Linked DNA regions of Homo sapiens: region 1 is linked to region 2. A link is a contact called in ENCODE Hi-C or POLR2A ChIA-PET data. All regions are on one chromosome and are shown on one strand. The core of a region is the stretch at or near the end of the contact, and the rest is flanking DNA. Distances in the headings are between cores, read along the strand shown. Region 1 has its middle 19 kb from the start of CTBP1-DT. Region 2 overlaps LOC105374343 (a long non-coding RNA gene).

Evidence for each region. Hi-C counts contacts between places; a loop is a spot of excess contacts on that map. ChIA-PET counts read pairs that join two places held with the same protein, here RNA polymerase II (POLR2A). Pooled maps may share reads with other maps.
Region 1: a map of MCF 10A shows a loop between it and region 2 (22-fold over the local background). The contact joins two enhancer-like sites. A Hi-C loop is called at or near these places in 1 of 168 maps with a recorded cell type or tissue (MCF 10A) and 4 of 50 pooled maps. POLR2A ChIA-PET finds 5 or more read pairs at or near these places in 1 of 52 experiments (AG04450).

What each region holds. Positions count from the first base shown.
Region 1 is chr4:1,265,033-1,271,975 of GRCh38, reverse strand. No RefSeq gene overlaps it. Among named protein-coding and RNA genes, the nearest start is that of CTBP1-DT, 19 kb to the right of the region's middle. RefSeq lists an enhancer at 4,018-4,147. Within about 2 kb of position 4,140, at least 7 of the 41 ENCODE cell types and tissues checked have a DNase peak (open chromatin) inside an H3K27ac peak, as active enhancers do.
Region 2 is chr4:1,040,254-1,046,768 of GRCh38, reverse strand. All of the region lies in intron 1 of LOC105374343 (a long non-coding RNA gene), which reads right to left. Among named protein-coding and RNA genes, the nearest start is that of FGFRL1, 32 kb to the right of the region's middle. RefSeq lists silencers at 4,669-4,850, 5,231-5,429. Within about 2 kb of position 3,033, at least 12 of the 41 ENCODE cell types and tissues checked have a DNase peak (open chromatin) inside an H3K27ac peak, as active enhancers do.

The DNA.
Region 1 (6,943 bases), core at 2,891-5,390, 220 kb before region 2:
TGGTTGACACTGAGTGTGAACTTGATTGAAGGATGCAGGGTGTTAATCCTGGGTGTGTCTGTGAGGGTGTTACCAAAGGAGATTAGCGTTTGAGTCAGTGGACTTGGGAAGGCAGACTCACTCTTAATCTGGTGGGCACAATCTAATCAACTGCCAGCAAATATAAGGCAAGCAGAGAAACATGAAAGGTTGAGACTGGCCTAGCCTCACAGCCTACATCTTTCTCTGTGCTGGATGCTTCCTGCCCTCGAACATCAGACTCCAAATTCTCCAGTTTTGGGACTCGAACTGGCTCTCCTTGCTCCTCAGCTTACAGATGGCCTATTGTGGGACCTTGTGATTGTGTAAGTTAATACTTAATAAACTCCCCTAATATAGCCTATTAGTTCTGTCCCTCTAAGAGAACCCTGACTAATACAGTATCATACAAAAGAATCTCTCTGACCATCACAGTATGAGGTTAGAAATCAGTACCAGAAGGAAAATTGAAAAATTTACAAAGTTATGGAAATTATTTTAAATAAGACTCTCTTAAACAACCAGTTGGTCAAAGAAGAAATTGCAAGGGAAATGAGAACATAATTAGAGATACATGAAAATAAAAACACAATATACCAAAATTTAGGGAATGCAGTAAAAGCAACACTCAGAGGGAAGCTGATAGCTATCAATGCCTATGTTAAAAAGAAGAGTACAAAGACTGGGAACCAACCCAAAAGCCCATCAGTTATAGACTGGATAAAGAAAATGTGGCTTGTGGCCGGGCACAGTGGCTCACGCCTGTAATCCCAGCACTTTGGGAGGCCGAGGCGGGTGGATCACGAGGTCAGGAGATCGAGATCATCCTGGCTAACACGGTGAAACCCCATCTCTACTAAAAATACAAAAAAAAAATTAGCTGGGCATGGTGGCGGGCACCTGTAATCTCAGGTACTTGGGAAGCTGAGGCAGAAGAATCACTTGAACCTGGGAGGTGGAGCTTGCAGTGAGCCAACATTGCGCCACTGCACTCCAGCCTGGGCGACAGAGCGAGACTCTGTCTCAAAAAAAAAAAAAAGAAAAGAAAAGAAAAAAAAAGAAAATGTGGCACATATACACCATGGAATACTATGCAGCCATAAAAAAGGATGAGTTCATGTCCTTTACAGGGACATGGATGAAGCTGGAAGCCATAATTCTCAGCAAACTAACACAGGAACAGAAAACCAAACACCGCATGTTCTCACTCATAAGTGAGAGTTGAACAGTGAGAACACATGGACACAGGGAGGGGAACATCACACAGCAGGGCCCATCGGGGGTGGGGAGCAAGGGGAGGGAGAGCATCAGGAGAAATACCTAATGCATGAGGGGCTTAAAACCTAGATGACGGGTTGATCGGTACAGCAAACCACCATGGCACATGTATAGCTATGTAACAAACCTGCACATTCTGCACATGTATCTCAGAACATAAAGTAAAATAAAAATAAAAATTTAAATTTAAAAAAAGAAACAATAACAACAACAAAAAAGAAGAATGATCTCAAATTAATAACCTAACTTACATCTTAAGGAACTAGAAAAAGAAGAGCAAACTAAACCCAAAGCTAGCAGAAGCAGGGAAATAATAATTAGCAGAAGCAAGAAAATAATAGAGAAGAGATAGAGAAAATACAGGCCAGGTGTGGTGGCTCATACCTGTAATTCCAGCACTTTGGGAAGCCAAGGTGGGAGGATCGCTTGAGCCCAAGGAGTTTGAGATCAGCCTAGCCAACATGGTGAAACAGGGTGTGGTGGCATGTGCCTATAGTCCCAGCTACTTGGGAGACTGGAGGTGGGAGGATCACTTGAGCCTGGGAGGTCGAGGCTGTAGTGAGCCATGATTGCACCACTGCACTGAGGCCTGGGTGACAGAGAGAGACCCTGTCTCAAAAAAAGAAAAAAAATAGAGGAAATTAATAAAACCAAAAGTTGATTTTTTAAAAAATATCAATACAATTGATAAACCTTTGCGTAGACTGACAAAGAACAAAAAGAGAAGACACAAATAAAAACCAGAAGTGAAACCAGATGTGAAAATGGCCTTATAGAAATAAAAAGGATTATTAGAGAATATGTCAACAATTGTATTCTAACAAATTAGATAACATAGGAGAAATGAACAAATTCCTTAAAACACACATTAACCTAAATGGACTCAAGAAAAAGTAAAAAATCCCAACAGACCTATAACATGTAAAGAGATTAAATCAGTGATTTGTTTTAAATTACTCATTAACCTTCCAGCACAGAAAAGTCCTGGGCCATATGGCTTCACAGGTTAGTTCAACTAAACATTTAAAGGAAAATTAATACCAGTTCTTCTCAAATGTTTCCAAATAGTTGAACAGGAGGAACACTTCCTAACTCATTCTATGCAGCCAGCATTACCCTAATACTGAAACAAGATAAAGACATTCATGGAAAAGAAAAGTACAGACCAATACCACTTACAAATACAGATGCAAAATCCTCAGCAAAATATTAGCAGATTGAATGCAACAGCATCTTAAAAGGATTGTTCATCTACTCATCATGACCAAGTTAAATTTATCTAGGAATGCAAGGATGGTTCAACATGAGAAAATCAATCAATGTAATACACCACATTAATAGAATTAAGGGAAAAAAATCCACATAATTATCTCAATTTACACAGAAAAAGTATTTGACAAAATCTAATACCTTCCATGATTTAAGAAAGAAAAGCTCAGAAAACTAAGAATGGAAACAAAATTTCTCAACATGATAAAGGGTATTATGAGAAACCCATAGCTGGGCAGGCATGGTGGCTCATGCCTGTAATCCCAGCACTTTGGGAAGCTGAGTTGGGATGAACACTTGAGCCGAGGAGTTCAAGACCAGACTGGGCAACATAGTGAAGGCTCGTCTCTCAACAAAAAAATATTTAAAAATTTGCTGGGCATGGCAGTACACACCTGTGGTCCCAGCTACTTGGGAGGCTGAGGTGGGAAGATCACTTGAGACCAAGAGGTGGAGGTAGCAATGAGCCAAGATTGTGCCATTGCACTCCAGCTGGGACTACGAGCAAGATTCTGTCTCCAAAAACAAAAACAAAACATGGCTGTGGGTGGTGGCTCATGCCTGTAATCCCAGCACTTTGGGAGGCTGAGGCAGGCGGATCACCTGAGGTCAGGAGTTCGAGACCAGCCTGACCAACATGGAGAAGCTCAGTCTCTACTAAAAATACAAAAAATTAGCCGGGTGTGGTGGTGCATGCCTGTAATCCCAGCTACTTGGGAGGCTGAGGCAGGAGAATCGCTTGAACTCAGGAGGCGGAGGTTGCAGTAAGCCGAGATCGCACCCATTGCACTCCAGCCTGGGCTACAAGAGTGAAACTCCGTCTCAAACACACACACACACACACACACAGAGCTAACATCATACTCAGTTGTGAAAGACTGAAAGCTTTTCCCCTAAGGTCAGGAACAAGGCTCTCACCACTACTATTCAACAGCATACTGGAAGTTGTACCAATGCTATAGACTATGGGCGGCAAGCCACCCAGGTGCCGAGGCAAGAGACCAAGGGCACGAGCTGTTCCAGTGTAATAAAATACATAAATAACAAAAGTTATACTAAATATAGATCATAGATATAATTATATATGAATATCATTAATCATTAGTTTGTAGCAATTACTCTTTATTCCAATATTATAATAATCCTTGCTCTACAATTACAACCTAGGAAAAACCAGGCCATACAGAGATAGGAGCTGAAGGGGCACGGTGAGAAGTGACCAGAAGAGTATGAGCCCTCTGTCACTCCCAGACAGGGCCACTAGAGGGCTCCTTGGTCTAGCGGTAACGCCAGCATCTGGGAAGATGCCCATTACCAAGCAGACCATGGTCTAGCTGTAGCATCAGTGCCAAGGAAAAGCACCCGCTACTTAGCAGACTGGGAAAGGGAGTCTCCCTTTTCCCAGGGGAGTTTAGAGAAGACTCTGTTCCACCACCTCTTGTGGAGGGCCTGACATCAGTTAGGCCCGCCCGCAGTTATCTGGAGGCCTAACCATCTCCCTGTGATGCTGTGCTTCAGCGGTCACGCTCCTGTTTCACTTTCATGTTCCACTCTGTACACCTGGCTCCGCCCTCTAGACAGCAGTAGCAAAATTAGTGAAAGTATTAAAGTCTTTGATCTTTCTAAAAAGAGCATAGAAAAAATAATGACCTAAGCTGTCCTCTCTCTCTCCGCTTTGGCTACCTAACAGGGAAGGGCCCCCTGTCCAGTGGACACATGACTCACATGACCTTATCAATCATTGGCGATGACACACTCTTTACTCTTTTGCTTTGTATCCAATAAATAACAGCACAGCCAGGCATTCGGGGCCACTACCGGTCTCCACGTCTTGGTGGTAGTGGTCCCCCGAGCCCAGCTGTCTTTTCTTCTATCTTTTTGTCTTGTGTCTTTATTTCTACAATCTCTTGTCTCCACACATGGGGAGAAAAACCCACAGACCCTGTAGGGCTGGCCCCTACATAGACAAAAAAAGAAATGAAAAACACCCAAATGGATGGGAAGTGGTAAAACGATCTCTATTTGAAGATGACATAATCCTACATATAGAAAATCCAAAAGAACCCACAAGAAGGTACAATAGCTCATAAACAAATTCAGCAAAGTTACAAGATCAACACATCAAGACCAACACGCAAAATTCATTTGTTTCTGTGCATCAGTATTGAACAATTCAAACAGGAAATTAAGTAAACAATGCCATTTACAACAAGATCTAAAAGAATTAAATACTCAGAAATAAGTCTAACCAAGGAGGTGAAAGACTCGTATGCTGAAAATAGAAAAGATTGCTAAAAGAAATTAAAGAACACCTAAATAAATGGAAAGACATCCCATATTCATGGATAGGAAGACTTAATATTGTTAAGATGTCAATACTACCCAAAGTGATCTACAGATTCAACACAATGCCTATCAAAATTCCAACAGCCCTGTTCAAAGAAATAAAAGTAGATTCTCAAGTGTATATGGAATTGCAAGGGACTCCCAACAGCTTAAATATGAGGAATTTAAGGCCTTTTAAACAACAGGAATATTTATTTAAGATCATGCCTAAGTCTTCTCAGGGAATCTTCTGGAGAGGGAACTTTCCAGGGACGCCTTGGATCCTCATGATGTTGGTGCTTGGTGTGGTCTGGGAGGGCCTAAGTGTTCTCAGGGAATCTTCTGGAGATGGAACTTTCCAGAGATGCCTTGGATCCTTCTTCTGGAGAAGGAACTTTCCAGGGATGCCTTGGATCCTTATGACGTTGGTTCTTCATGTGGTCTGGGAGGGCCTAAGTGTTCTCAGGGTATCTTCTGGAGATAGAACTTTCCAGAGATTCCTTGGATCCTCATGATGTTGGTGCTTGGTGTGGTCCAGGAGGTCACTAGAAGGGAAGTGGTCCTTCTATTCTCATCCTCTTGATTTTTAGATTATGTCTTGTCAACATTAACAGATGTGACTGAAAAGGCAACTTTACTCAGAATTCTGTGCAAATGTCACAGAAGCTATCACTTTATCGTGAAGGATGTAAATTCAGGGTTTTTCATTGTTGTTGGTGGTGGGGTGTGTGTGTGTGTGTGTATAGGTGTGTTTAGAATCAGGGTCTTGCTCTGTTGCCCGGGCTGGAGTGCTGTGATGCACTCTTAGCTCACTATAACTTTGAACTCCTGGGCTCAAGTGATCCTCCTACCTCAGCCTCCCTAGTAGCTAAGACTATAGGCATGCCCACTACACCAGGCTAATTTTTAAAATTTTTTTTTTAGAGGCAAGGTCTCGTTATGTTCCCCAGGCTGGTCTTGGACTCCTGGCCTCAAGTGATCCTCTATCTCAGCCTCCCAAAGTGCTGGAATTACAGGCATGAGCTATGATGCCTGGCTGCAAATTCAGTTTGATCCCAATGCAGTGTGTTGGGGAACAGAAGACTCAGAGGACTAATGAGGAGTCCAGTATGTAGGATATTGGACCCCCAGGCCCTTTATGGGCCACCATTCCATGTGTGCATAAAATGACAACTTACCATGTTGAAATGTTTTACCGTTACTGCCAAGTGAAGTCTTCACTTTTCAAGATCTCGAGGGAAAGGGACCGGATGTATTTATGTAGCAGGGAGTTCTGGGAAGCATTGGTCCTGGGAGCTATGGCAGGACCAGCAATGACACCACGTGGTGCTCTGTGAGGCCCTGAGGAGAATCCCCTGCTGGTGGGTGGGGGTGGGGGTCGGGGGCTGGGTCTCAGCTCAAGGCCTCCCATTATGCGCGTTCTCCACACGGAAACCTGGCCTCTGTGGTGCAGCTCCTCTGCACAGCTCAGATCTTCGGTGCCACGTCACGGGATCCACAGGTACCCCGGAACCCTGGCCGCAGCTGGACACCTTTAACCTTGGGTGTGGAGGCTTCCTGTGGAGTGGCCAGGTCATCACGCTCAGGGAAGCCTTCCACCACTGGCAGCAGTCTCTGGTCATGTCTGAGACCTGCTATGTCCTATAATTTCTTCTGGCCCCACATGGTCCCCTGTCTGGCAGTGCCCACGTCTTGGCCACCCTGATGCTGGTGGTTCTGGAACTTTCCAGAGGGTTCCAGCTGGTTCTGTTTTAAGGATAGAAACCATCAAAGAACAAAATTTCAGCAAATTGAGTTTTGAGATGGAGTCTTGCTAGGTTGCCAGGGCTCTGGGCTTAAGCGATCCTCCCACCTCAGCCTCCTGAGTAGCTGGGACTACAGGTGTGCACCACACACCCAGCTTAATTGTCTTTTATTAGTAATTCATGAACTGGGCAGCACCCAGCCTGCAAAACAGACAGGAGCTCCTTTGGGCATGGCAGCTGACCAGCCATGACAAGGCAGCTTCAGTAGCAAGGACCATCACAGCACAAGCAGCCCGGCTCTCCTGAGG
Region 2 (6,515 bases), core at 1,784-4,283:
TCGGGAAGGGCTCGGGGATGGCTCGGGAAGGGATCGGGAAGGGCTCGGGAAGGCTCGGGAAGGGCTCGGGAAGGCTCGGGAAGGGCTCGGGGAGGGCTGGGGAAAGGCTCGGGAAGGGCTCGGGAAGGGCTGGGGAAAGGCTCGGGAAGGGCTCGGGGAGGGCTGGGGAAAGGCTCGGGAAGGGCTCTGGAAGGACTCGGGAATGGCTCGGGAAGGGCTCGGGAAGGGCTCGGGGAGGGCTGGGGAAGGGCTCGGGGATGGCTGGGGAAGGGCTCGGGGAGGGCTCGGGAGGGCTGCGGAAAGGCTCGGGAAGGGCTCGGGGAGGGCTCGGGAAAGGCTCGGGAAGGGCTCGGGAAGGGCTCGGGAACGGCTCGGGGAGGGCTCGGGGAGGGCTGCGGAAAGGCTCGGGAAGGGCTCGGGGAGGGCTGGGGAAGGGCTGGGGAAGGGCTCGGGGAGGGCTGGGGGAGGGCTCGGGGTGGGGGTGCTGGGGAAGGGCTCTGGGAAGGCTTGGGGAGGGCTCGGGAGTGGGTGTTGGGGAAGGGCTCTGGGAGGGCTCGGGGAGGGCTCGGGGAGGGCTGGGGGAGGGCTGGGGAAGGGCTCGGGGAGGGCTCGGGGAGGACTCGGGAAGGGCTCGGGGAAGGCTCGGTGAGGGTTCCGGAAGGGCTCGGGAAGGGTTCGGGGAGGGCTCGGGAAGGGTTCGGGGAGGGCTCGGGGAGGACTCGGGAAGGGCTCGGGGTGGGCTCGGGAAGGGCTGGGGAAGGGGTCGGGGAGGGCTGGGGGGTTGCTGGGGAAGGGCTCGGAGGCGGAGGGCACCAGGCACTGAGCCTCGCAGAGGCGGCCGATATCCTGAGAGCCTCCCTCGAGAGGCAGCTCGGCGGGCACCTCCTCCGCCAGACTCCGAACTCCAGATCTCACCACTGTCTTTGCACACCCTTCTCTGAAGCCCTGGAGAGGCCCCCATGTCCCCGCAGAGGGATGACCAGTATTGCAGACGCAGCGCACGGAAGAGCGCCCAGCCAGCTCTGGCACCCGCCCTGGCCAGAGTGCTGTGCCCGTTCGTACCGGGTCTGCTCAGGGCCCCCCTCCACCCACACCCCCATCAATAGAGCCTTTTGTGACTTTCAGCTGGGAAAGAATTCCACACTTAAAGAAAAGTTAACGATATTAGCGTTGATGCCAGAACCCGGCTGCCCTAACACGGATTCCCCCACTGTTGATGGCTTGTCTGTTTGCTTTGTTGTGCGGGCTGCACACACCCACAGTCATGTGCAGGACTCGGGTAGTTCCTGGGATTGGCCCTGCTCTTGGCCTGCCACAGACGCGTGGCCACCTTGGCCGTGATGCCAGGATGGGGCAGGTACCTACTGCAGAGACGGACGTTCCCACCCCGACTTTCTCCTGGCCTCAAGCGGCTGGGGCTGCTGGGCAGCGTCCTTCCTGGCCACGCCAGGCTGAGAGCAGTGCAGAGCCAGGACCCCAGGGGCCGGGACCTGCAGTTTCCACCCATGTAGGGAAGGGAGGCCATTGCCATTATCACCAGGGTCTCCACAGGCACCAGGGTGAGGATGACCAGAGCCATTGGAAATCAGACAAAGCCTGGAATCTTGGGGGAAGCAGAGGCCACCCCTGGCCTGCACTGTGGGGAGGGGCTCAGGGCTCAGATGCCTCTCAGGGCCACTGTTCCTCGGGCCAGGCTCATTCAGACACATGGCTGGGTCTGATCACAGTCTCAGGCGATGGGCATGGGGCAGGGGTCTGAGGCTGGGAACAGACAGCCCCTCTCCGAGTCTGGCAGGAGGGCAGCTCAGGAGCTGGCCTGGGCCAGTGGCTGCCCCCAGGCAGGGCCAGGTGATTCCGGAGGCAGCAACAGATGTTCTCCAAAGCTGCCTCTGAGACAGGACCAGGGCTGCAGGGTTCATCCCTCATTTTTCCAAATGTAGTAGACTTAAATCATCACCATATTTACTTGGAAAACTGCTTTCACAAGAGCCCATATGACCGCAGGAACAGAAAAACACCCATGGCAGTGAGGTTGCTTTGGCGGAACCCGCCAGGTGGCCCCACCAGGGCTCACAGCGCAGGAATTGCCTTAAATAGGGCAGCTCCAGCTCCAGCAGAGCAGAGGACACCCCAGCTCCGTTCCCAGTCATCCAGGCAGCAGAAAGCAACACAGGACCTGGCTCCGTCCTCACGGAACGTGTGGGCTGGGAAGGCCTCACATGCCTGGCAAGGGGCTGGGGCTCCCCAGGACCTTCAGAGCACCAGGCACCTACCCTGGCAGCTGGGGAGAGTAGGACTTACGGGACCTTCATCTGCTCCAGACCCTCAGAGCTGCGTTTTCCCCAAGGGAAGGGAAACATGGCTGCAGGAACTCAGGAGGGCTGGAAAGAATGTGGTTCTTGGACTTACGGACCTTCAGAAACCTCAGGAATCCACTCTCAGGAAATGTCTTTTCTGCCCTCATAGAAACACTGAGAAATGTGGCCTTAAGCCCGATGGAGCCCGGGGCTGCCTGCGATCAGGCACCGGAGGGCTCGGACCTGCAACTAGGGTGGGTTGGGGGGCTTGGCGCCAGAACACCAGGATGAGAGGGGCCGGGCTCAGCGCAGCTCAGCGCCTCCGGGGACCACGTGGTGGCTGGTTCAATTCACGTGAGGCTTGGAGAGCAGGGTTTAAGAGGGTCCCTCAAACCAAGCAAGAGAGCAGAGGGAGTACTGCGGAGCCAGGGCCAGCAGTCTGCGTTCAGAGCAGCCCTGCTCCCGGCCACCCCGTTCCGGCTGCCTCTCCCGCCCCCAGGTCCCTGCCCCCTGCTCTGCCGTTCCTGCCCGGCTGCAGCTCACCCCAGGCCCGTCCGGCATGGAAGGGGAGGCCCTGGGCTGGGGCGGGGGGTGTCCGTGAGTCAGCAAGTGACCAAGCAGGGGTTGCATCACCTCGATGACTCGCACGCCTCCCTGCAGAGGGTCCCGCGGCTGACTCAGGAAGGGGATGAGTGATGGGTGTGAGTCATCACTCGCGGAGCCAGTGGTCACTGGAGGCGTCCAAACACAGACTCTCAGTGTTGGAATTGGCAGGAGCTGTGGGGATGGACACACTCAGTCTGTGGCTGCAGTCGGGGAAACCAACGCCCTGCTCCCCATGCAGCCTGCACACCGCACCCAGGAAGCCTGCCTCTCCTGGACAAGGTCCTCCACAGCTCCCTTTGTCCTCAGTATGTGGACCCTTTGGGGTGTGGCCCAGCCCCTCCTGACCCCTTAGGGCACACCCCAGCCACAAAGCACCACACGCGGCCACCCAGGTCTCAGGCAGCCTGGGAAATGTGTCTGTGCATCACTGCTCTGTGCCAGTGGACACGTGTGTGCGCGTGCATGTTGGTGTGCAGATGTGTGTATGCATGCATATGTGTGCATGTAGGTGTGTACATGTATGTGTGCGTGTAGGTGTATGTAGGTGGTGTATGTAGGTGTGTGTATGTGTATGTGTATATATGTGTGCACGCATGTATATGGGGTGTGCATGTGGGTGTATATGTGTGCCTGTGGGTGCATGTAAGGGTGGGTGTGTGTATGTCAGTGTGCAGGGGTGGGGGGTGTGCATGTGTGTTGTGTGCGGGGGTGGGTGGGTACGCGTGTGTGGGTAGGTGTGCGGTGGTGGGTGTGTGTGTCAGTGTGTGGGTGTGGGTGTGTGGGTGTGTGTGTGTCAGTGTGCAGGGGTTGGGGGTGTGCATGTGTGTGTCAGTGTGCAGGGGTGGGTGGGTGGGTGTCTTGTGCAGATGTGTGTGTGTCAGTGTGTGGGGGTCGGTGTGTGTGTGTCTGCGGGGGTGGGTGTGTGGGTAGGTGTGTGTGTGTCAGTGTGGGGGTGGGTGGGTGTGTCAGTGTGCAGGGGTGTGTGTCGGTGGGGTGGGTGTGTGTCAGTGTGCAGAGGTGAGTGGGTGGGTGTGTGTCAGTGTGCGGGGGTGGGTTGTGTGTCGGTGTGCGGGGATGGGTGGGTGTGTGTTGGTGTGTGGGGTGGGTGTGTGGGTAGGTGTGTGTATCGGTGTGCGGGGGTGGGTGTGTGTCTGTGCGGGGGTGTGTGTCAGTGTGCAGGAGTGGGTGTCAGTGTGCAGGAGTGGGTGTGTGTCAGTGTGCGGGTGTCACTGTAGGTGTGTGTCGGTGTGGGGGGTGGATGTGTCAGTGTGTGGGGGTGGGTGTGTGTCAGTGTGCGGGGGGTGTGTTTGTGGAGGTGTGTGTGTCGGTGTGTGTGTGGGTGTGTCAGTGTGCGGGGGTGTATGTGGAGGTGTGTGTGTCGGTGTGTGTGTCGGTGTGTGTGTGGGTGTGCATGTGTAGATGTGCGTGTGTGCATGTGTGGGTGTAGGTGTGGAAGTGGGTTGGTGGGGGTTGGGTGGGGGTGGGTGTATATTTGTCTGTGTGTTGGTGTGTGGGGGTGGGTGTGTCTGTGTGTGTGTGTGTAAACTTCTGCCCAGTCCCTGCTGGGGGGCACTCTCAGACTCAGTATTTGGGGAGGCTGAGGGAGTTGAGGAGAGCAGCAGGACCCTGGACTTGGAGAACGGTTTGGAGGACGGTGGTCTTTGGTGGCTGCTCAGCTCCTTATGGCCCCAGGTGCAGGTGACTTGGTCCTGACTCCATGTTTCCTGCCAGCAGGGGAGTGTGGCCTGGTGGGTGGGGGCCCCCAGGGGAGGTAGGGCTTGCGGGAGTGTGGATACCCGGCTCCTTCGGGTGTGGCGGCACCAGTGTCCCTCCTGCCCGCTGTGCTGGTTGCTTCTCTTACTTTGCTCCCACACGGGATGTCTCCCTTTATTCTATTTTCACTTGCAGTGCTTCTGGTTTCTCCACTTTTACATCTTAGACTGAAACTTGGCAGAAAACGATGCACGATAGGATGTTTCTGAGCCAAGACCCCTTTGAGGACAGGCTGGCTGCTGATTCGAGAGCACGGCCCAGAGCATTCAAGGAGAACATCCTTGCTGTTGGGTTTGTTTTCTTTGCAGAGTGGAGCTGTGGAAGCCGACGGACACTCCTGGCTGGCTGCAGCCAGGCAGCGCAGAGGGAGGTGCGTGTTGGCAAACGTTTGTAACGCTCACTGAGCGGTGAGCAAGACGGGGCGTCGTGCTCGCCTTTTGTGAAAAGGAACAAAAGTGCTGCCGGATTCCTGGCCTGGGTGGAGCCCCATTCACATGACCCCCAGGGGCTGGGGTCACCCCCTGAGGTCCCTCCGTGGCTCCTCGCCTGCTCCGGTGGGGCTGGGGGAGGTGGCTTAGCTGAGGCTGCACCTCCGGGGGAGGAGCTGACAGGCGCCAGCACACACATGCAGGGGTGTGTGTGTGTGTGTGTGTGTGTGTGCACTCGCCAGCGCCTCCCCCCGGGGGGTGCAGCCTCAGCTAAGCACACACACACACACACCTACATGCACACATGTGCACCGACACACACACATGCACACACAGTTCTAGAATGACCACCCTCACCACCTCAAGACTGGCCATCGGAGGGGCCACACTCAGAGGCACGGCGGCTCGAGTGGCCAGCGCCAGCAGGCGGGAGCAGCAGGAGGGGAGCGGGTGCCGCCAGCCCTGCGGTGGCCGTGGGCCTGCCACCCATGAGGCCGAATTGCTCATGGAACTCATGGCCCCAGCTCCAGCCCTGTGGAACCAGCGGCCCTCCCACCCTCCACAGGGGCAGCTGAGCTTCCAAAGGCGAAGGCTGGAATCCAGTCCTTGGAACAATTTCCAGATGTTTTTGGCGTTAAAGTGCCTCCTGTGAAACTGGGGGTGCAGCCGGGCTGCCAGCCTGGGGTCTCCGGTCTACCCAGTGGGCACTTTTGTCATTTGGTCTGGCAACCATGCCACTCTGAAGAATGCTCTCTGCCCTCCAAGGAGAGCAGCCAGCCAGCGGGAGGCCTGTGCCGGGCAGTGGGCACGGGCCCTGACCCCAGCTTGGGGAGGGGCCTGGCATGGCAGGAACATCCTTACAGGCCCCAAAGCTTTAGCACAGTGGGAAGAGTGCACGGCACCTCTGAGCCTGCTCCCCAGGGGCACTAGGCCAACCAGGAGCCTGCCTGCCAGCACCCTCCGCAGCCCACCCTGCCTGGGTGGACAGACGGAGGCAGCCTGGGACCCCCTTGCCACGTGCCCCTCTGCAGTCCTGGTCACCCCATTGTTCAAGGGGTGCTAGGACCCTGAGCACTGCCCTGACCCTAGGCAGTAGGGAAGTGAGGGACACACACACGAGAACACACACGCCATCCACACACACACACACACACGAACGCACACGCCATGCACACACACAGAGCACCCACATGTGCACTTGCTCAAGTGTGCACAGACGCACGTGCATGGAAACCCCAGTACACGTGTACATCCCCACTCATGCACATGTACACACACACACACGAAACCCCAGCCCCACACACAACTACAGCACCAGGTGACACCTTTGCAGAAAAGGGATCGTGAAGCCTCAGACCCAAGTCAGGACTCAGAGCCCGGAAGCCTGTGTCTGCACCGGGCTCCCTCGCCT